Regions from separate parts of the Mus musculus genome. Here region 2 is linked to region 1. Evidence: chromatin contacts called from ENCODE Hi-C data. All regions are on one chromosome and are shown on one strand. Each heading gives the region's core, a stretch centred on a gene start or an enhancer-like site at or near the end of the contact. The rest is flanking DNA. Distances are from core to core; before and after follow the strand shown. Region 1 holds the start of Trim34a (tripartite motif-containing 34A). Region 2 holds the start of Trim12a (tripartite motif-containing 12A).

Region 1 (3,396 bases), core at 434-2,933:
ATATTATATTGTATATCATTATATTGTACATTATATTGTATACATACACTACATATGTCTGTGTGTGTGTGTATATATATATACATACCTTTGCTTTTTTGTGGTTCTTTACTGTACCCCTCACATACAGTGAGGACTACACTTATCTGTGGATATAAAAACAAAGTTTGGATTGTTTCAGGAATTGAGCTGGTTTTAGTAAAGTCGTGGTTGTAGGTTTTCCTTTAAGATTTATGACTTTGAGAGAGAAAGCTAGGCTGATTTCATGACAGACTTAAAATTGGTAGTTAAGGAGACTAGGCCTAAGAACTGAGCCAGTCCAGGCAAGTCAATTACCAATAGAAAAAATCCTAGGCTCCAGCCTTCAAGCCCAGTTAATGGAATGTCCCAACCACCTGGCCTGAAGCAAGGCCAATGGGTAGGCAGCAGTTTCCAGACTTCCTCAGTTACTACCTTGGTAACAGTTCCCAGACCTCCCCAGCAAGTTTCCTGCCCTCACACCCAGGTAATAGAATGTCCATAGAGATGGACCCAATAGATTAACATAGAGGTCCCTACCTCAGAATTCCCTAATGAGCCTTAAATCAGACCAGCAAGCTCTCTTGGGTGTCTCTATCTTGGTAATGGGAGACCCCAGCTTGCTGGACTTCTGCAGAAATCTATCTTTACATTTGCATACCAGTTGAGTTGGGTGTCATTCTTCTTTGAATTATGGACCCTTACAACTTCACTGGCACCATTCCCTGCTGCAGGCATGGTTTCCCTTTCTTGTTTATTGGGTAGACTTGATAATTCTTGAGGGGGGTGGGTAAGAAGAGAGAAAGAGAGAGAGACAGAGAGACAGAGAGAGAGAGACAGAGAGAGACAGAGAGAGAGAGAGACAGAGAGAGAGACAGAGATAGAGAGAGACAGAGACAGAGAGACAGAGAGAGAGAGAGAGGAGCACTACCAGCAGGGAACATGTGGAGAGGGGACAGGGGGAAGGAGAAAGGGCTCAGAGAGAACAAGGAGGGGCCAAACAGTCCCTTTTATAGCAAGCCAGACCTACCTGACTGTTGCTAGGTAACTGTTGAGTGGAGCCTAAAAGGAATGTAAATGTGCTAACCTGGAAGGGATTGGGGATGGAGACACTTGAGAAGGTCAAAGTGGACAAAGGTCAGTGCAAAGCTGCAGATTCTATTTTCATAACCAAAGGGTTATTGTTATTCACAAATTAAGCAAAAGACCGTGCTTTTTTTTTTTTTTTTAATGTGTTCCCATGTATTCCTGGGTTGTTGTTCCCCTAACTGAACACCTTTAAACATTAAGGAACTCAGAGACCACCCTCAGATGGTGACTAGATAAAAATACCGCTGCTGTCTGGCCTGAAAAAGATTGTAAGAAACTGTATAGCTTGCTGGGCCATTTGTTTTATTTTCGGCTCACACGTTAATAAAAGTTTCTCGTGTTTCTTTTGAGTTCGTGGCTGCCTTCTTGCTGAGTGAAATCTTCCCTTAACATGGTCTTTAACCACCTGATGTAAGTGACAGCCCTTAGCTATGGCCACCAAAAAGCTCTTCCTGGCTGCTGAAAACTTCTCCTCTAGCCTTGGATCACCAGAGTCCCTGCATTGCCATCTATTGGTGGCCTAGAGTTTTGCCAATACTTAGGACTCAAAAGTTTCCTCCTCTTTCCTGTATCCGCTGGTTTGGAGTTTCAGTTTCTTTTCTCTGCAGTCAAAAAGGGAGGGGCTGCTGGTTGGTTTGGCTGGCTGAAACCAGTCCCTGGCTTTTCCTCACCGCTTCTGTCTGGAGGAAAGATCTCCCCTTCCAGGTCGGAGGTGAGGGTCCAAAGGTGTGTGCGAAAGTTTGTCCAGGGTGGAGGGAGGGAGACCCTAAAAGGAGAGACTTCAGTGACGCTTAGGAGAGGCTTATTTGCTCACAGATCACAAACCGCAGTGATCTGAAGTTGAGAAAAAGAGTTCGTGAGGAATCGAATTGAAATTGAGCAGGAAGGTCTTTTTTTTTTTTTTTTTCTGGAGAAGCCCCTTCTTTTGCTGGGGCAAGCACTTCCTGTTTCCTTCTGCTCTGCTGCTGTGATACACCTTGTAAACAGGTCTGGAATCTCAGGAGCCCTCCCCACCCCCCGCGTCCCCTCCTCTTCTCTCCCTTCTCCTTGTTTCCTCTCCCCTCTGCCTACTAAGATACTGTAGAGTTTCAGGGGTTCAGTCTAAGAGGAGCCTCTATTCCCCTCCTTGCAGCCAAAGGGGCTATCAGTGACCTTAACATCCTGAGCCCTTGATTTACTTGAAAACCCGCCCCCGTGTCACTTTCTAACTATATGTACCTCTGAAGAGCCACTCTTAGGATTCCATGTTTACTTAAACAGAGATTTTTTTTTTAAATACGTATTTATTATTTATTTTTGAGGCCCGTTTCACCGCCTTACTGAGGTTGGTCCTGGAGTTCTGGGGTCAAATATCACCCTACCTCAGCCTCTTAAAGTAGCTGGGACTGCAAGCTTGTGCCTTCCCAACCCCCTCACCCCTCCACCTGCTTGTTTCTGTCTCAGTAGCCATAAGAGATCCTGGTGTCCTCACCTGGCTTAGGCCTTATTGATCATTCTTGCTTGCATCTTTGCACTAAAAGTTATATCAGTTCTTTTTTTTTTTTTTTTTGCTTAGATAGTAAACAAGAGTTAGGTATTGCTCTGGACAGAGCCTAGGTGTTCTTGGTAAGATATTGATCCTGAATATTTTCCATGTTAGGCTAATATATGGGCATTTTGCATCTTCATAGATGGTTTAAACACCTGCCCGCCATTGTCCAGTACTTTCACTTTTCAGAATTCACCACATCTCCTTTTTCTGAATCTGCACTGCAATGCTAGAGAGTTTAGTCATGGCCAAACACAGAAGATAATTAAGGTGTCTCTCTCTCTCTCTTTTAATTAAAAATGTCAATGGGAAAAAGCGTGTTTTGGCATAAAAAAGCATACTAAGCACCCATTCAATATTTATCTAATATGAAATAAATCGACATGCTTATACTCCAGCTAGGAATGACAATAAGAAGAACTAAGTAGCTTATAAACTATGCAGCTTTTGTTTTCAGACTAAGCAAACAGTTCAATATAATCTCTTTTACCTTATTTTGTTTTGGGTTTTGGTTTTTGGAAACAGGGTTTCTCTGTGTAGCCCTCGATGTCCTGAAACTAGCTTTGTAGACACAACTGGCCTTGAACTTAGAGATTTGCCTGCTTCTGCCTCCCAACTGCTGGGGATAAAGGTATATGGCACCACCTCCTGGCTTTTCAGTAGGATCATAAGGAAGTTGAAGCTTTAACACAGGTGGGCTTTCCTTAAATCTGAGAGGAAGATGTTCCGGAGGAGCTGCAGAGAAAGGAACAGGAGGTGGG
Region 2 (3,396 bases), core at 253-2,752, 71 kb after region 1:
TGTCTCTGGAGGGGAGGATAACTCAAGCAAATTCAAGAATGAAAGCACTGGCTTATGAACAGGGACAAGAACCAATTGTTGAGAAAGCAAAACCCACAAAATCAACCTTGACAGGATGTCTTCTGGGCACCTAGATCAGCTTGAGCAAAGCCATGATATCCCTAATCACACATCTCTCTCTCAAACTTTTTTTTTTTAATTTGACATTTTAAACATCAAACAAAAATTTAATTTTCATTCTTTAAAGGTAGAAAGAGGCTGTTGCAGTCATGTGCTCCTGACACTACAGAGACTTGGAAGTGGGGCTGTCGGAAGAGCTGAAGACCAGTCTGGGCAACATAAAACATATCCTCTCTCCAAGAAACCTTACAAAAGTTGGCACTTTGGGGGAAATCTTCAGATGTGTCACTGGAGCATGCTCATAGTAGTTTTCCCATCTTCAAACACCCCTTCCCCTCTGCGTGGGAACTGAACCCAAAGATTGAAAAGTACCCTATCACTGAACTAAGTCACAGATGTCTTTTAAAAAAATATTCTATGAATGAGTCTTATTGAGTTGCTGATGATGGCCATCAATTTATAATCCTTCTGCTCCTGTGTATCTGGAATCTCAAGCTGGGCTGAAGTTTATATTGGTATGGAGAAAATATCTGAAGGAGAAGGAAATAGCTGAAGTTATTCCCGGGCTTGGGACTGTCAAACAGGGTCGATGACTAAATAACAGGCTCTCAGTCTTTGTTACTAAACTGAGAGAAACTCTGGTTCTCTTAGAGGAGTATTTTGCAACTTTCCTAATGCTGCAACTCTTTAGAAAACTTTCTCGTGTTGTATTGACCGCAACCATAAAACTGTGGTCTTTGCTTCCTCTTAACTATATTTTTCTACAGTTTTGAATCATAATATGAATGTATGACATGCGAGATATCTAAAGTGAAACTCCCGTGAAAAGGTCATTCAAACGGGTCTGATCCGGTAAAGAACCACAGCCCTAGAGTATGCGGAAGTACCACTTTATCACACAAAAACGCAGTAAAAAGCAGAGGCTCTGATCCAGCTTTGCTGCCTGGAAAAAGAATGACTGTCATAGACAACAAAGTTCTGGATCTCGTCGACAAGGTACGATTCAAAATTACAGATTGTGAATCGGAAGGGGGAGACTAAATCTGGACAACAGGCATCTTTAAAGTAGTTTTTTGTTGTTGTTGTTGTTGAGGAGGCACCTCCCTCAAGCTCCCCCATTTGCATTTTCAGCCAGAGGCCGGCAGCCCGTCCCCCTTTCCCTCCCCCGCTTTTACAGGATAAACTCACCCAAACAAAAGCAATGTTCTCCTTTCAAAGTCTTCAAAAATCTGCCCCCTAAAATTGCTCAGCCCTTTATCAGACGCCAGAAAGTTGTAAACCAGGGAGAATTAACTCACCAATCCAGAACTTCAAGGTATTTCCGGCTAAAATCTAGAGAAAGGAAAGTTTGAGCTCTGGAAATGAAACAGAAACCACAACTCTACAGACCAATGAGATGCCTTTGCATAAGCCTGCAGAACCCCACTGACTGAGGAAGTTACCCTCATATCAGCATTGGCTGGCTCTGGAAACTGGGGAGGAGTTATGTGCAGAGCCAGGCAGAAACACCTCACCACCCTCACAGCAGAGAGTAATGAGCTGTAGAGGGCTCACCAGCTGCCCCATGGTCTCCTCCAGATTATGTATTATGTGGCTGAACGAACAGACTTAGTCCTTTTCCAGTGCTGATATGATCCACCCATTCATTTCCTCCCTTTTAGGAGTCCCTCACCAGAATGTCTTGGAGGTTCCTATTTGGCTTAGAGGTGTATTGAACACCTATATAGTGACTCAGCACTAACGGATTAGAAGGGGGAAATCTGTAGAGCTGGGAATGAGGTTCTGTTGACATAGTGCTTGCCTATCAAGCATGAAGCACTGGGATGGTCCTCAGAAGTGTACAAAACCAGCTGTGGTGGCCCCTGTGGTCTATCTTCTTTACTCTTCTACTGCTCTGATAAATACCATGACTAGGACAAGTTACAAGTAGAGTGTTTAATTTGGCACTCACAGTTCCTATGGGTTAGAGTTCATGACCACCACAGTGGAGAGCCTGATAACAGGCAGGGAGACATGGTGCTGGAGCAGAAAGTGAGAAGTCACAACTGGAGACACAATCTTGACAGAAACCTGAGGCAGAGAGAGAATGGTGTTGGTGGTCAGAATCTATTGAATCTTGAAAGCTTACACCCATGCCATACCTTCTTCAAGAATGCCACACTCCTAATCTTTCCTGAACAGTGTCCTGATAGCTGAGAACCAAGTATTCAAAAGATCTTAGGCTTTGGGGCCATTGTTATTCAAACCGGCACAGGATGCCACTGCCTTGCAGCTGGCTGCATGAGGATCAGGAGGTCAAAGCCATCCTCAGCCATGGTGACTGACATCAGCATGGCATGGGAAACACCTGAAGCTTTCCAAAGAGAAAAGGAAGGGAGAAAGAAAGAGAAGAATAAATAAATAAATCACAAATTAATTAAAGAAAGTCAGTTGTGTGAGTGAATGTTGGAGAAGCCACCATCACCTGTCTCATCCCCTTTCCTGTTTGCCTCTCTAATTATTTCCCTACAGTCTCTGTCTTCTGAAATATGGAATGATGAGTGACAGCAGACATAACTCTGTAGTTTGAATTTATTTCACATACTTACAACTGTCTTATACTCTTCTTCCTTTCTGATAGCCTGACCCTAAATGAGCTCTAGCTCCCTTAGCCTCCCCGGTGCTGGGATCATGAACTTTTGCTGTTGTTGTTCAGTTTTGCTTTTGACTTCAGTGATTGAACCACGGTCCTTGTGGATGCTGGGCTAGTGCTCTATCCATAGCTATACACTTACCTAAATTTCATATCTTGATGAGGTCATAAGTCTCACTGTTGTTCTTGCTGTGGACACAATTGCTTACAAATAATGCTTTGATGTTCCCATTCCTCTGAAATGTTAATAGTTATGAAAAACCCTTTACCTTTTTTTTTTTTTTTTTTTGGAGGCAGATATTTACTCTATATTCAAGCCTGGGCTAGAAATCACTAAGTGTTTAGAGTGTTTAGGATAGTTTCTAATTCCTTGGAATACTAATTTGTCAAACTCTTGAGTTCAGGGACGAGAGGCAGGAGCTACCATGTCTCTGTCTTTTCTACATTTTACTTAAGGCTTTCTCTGTTTCTTCCTAAAGTCTGTCTGGGAATTAAAACTATTAAATACCCAGACTATGATCTAACTCTGCATGAATGTTCTCTCTAGGCAGAATTCCACTCTCAACTCTGCAAAGATTAGACTTTACATTTAGTCTGCCATTACCCTCTGACCTCAGTGAAAAGGATGAAGGTGACCAGGTGAG

What was found. Hi-C counts contacts between places; a loop is a spot of excess contacts on that map.
Region 2: a map of regulatory T cell shows a loop between it and region 1 (2.4-fold over the local background). The contact joins the promoter of Trim12a here to the promoter of Trim34a in region 1. A Hi-C loop is called at or near these places in 5 of 37 maps with a recorded cell type or tissue (T-helper 17 cell, T-helper 2 cell, regulatory T cell and 1 more).

What each region holds. Positions count from the first base shown.
Region 1 is chr7:104,242,774-104,246,169 of GRCm38, forward strand. It overlaps Trim34a (tripartite motif-containing 34A), which reads left to right and starts at 1,684. Exons shown (of 8, transcript NM_030684.3): 1 at 1,684-1,819.
Region 2 is chr7:104,313,993-104,317,388 of GRCm38, forward strand. It overlaps Trim12a (tripartite motif-containing 12A), which reads right to left and starts at 1,503. Exons shown (of 8, transcript NM_023835.2): 1 at 1,419-1,503. Gm15133 (predicted gene 15133) reads left to right here and starts at 1,039. Exons shown (of 7, transcript NR_040749.1): 1 at 1,039-1,116; 2 at 3,304-3,391.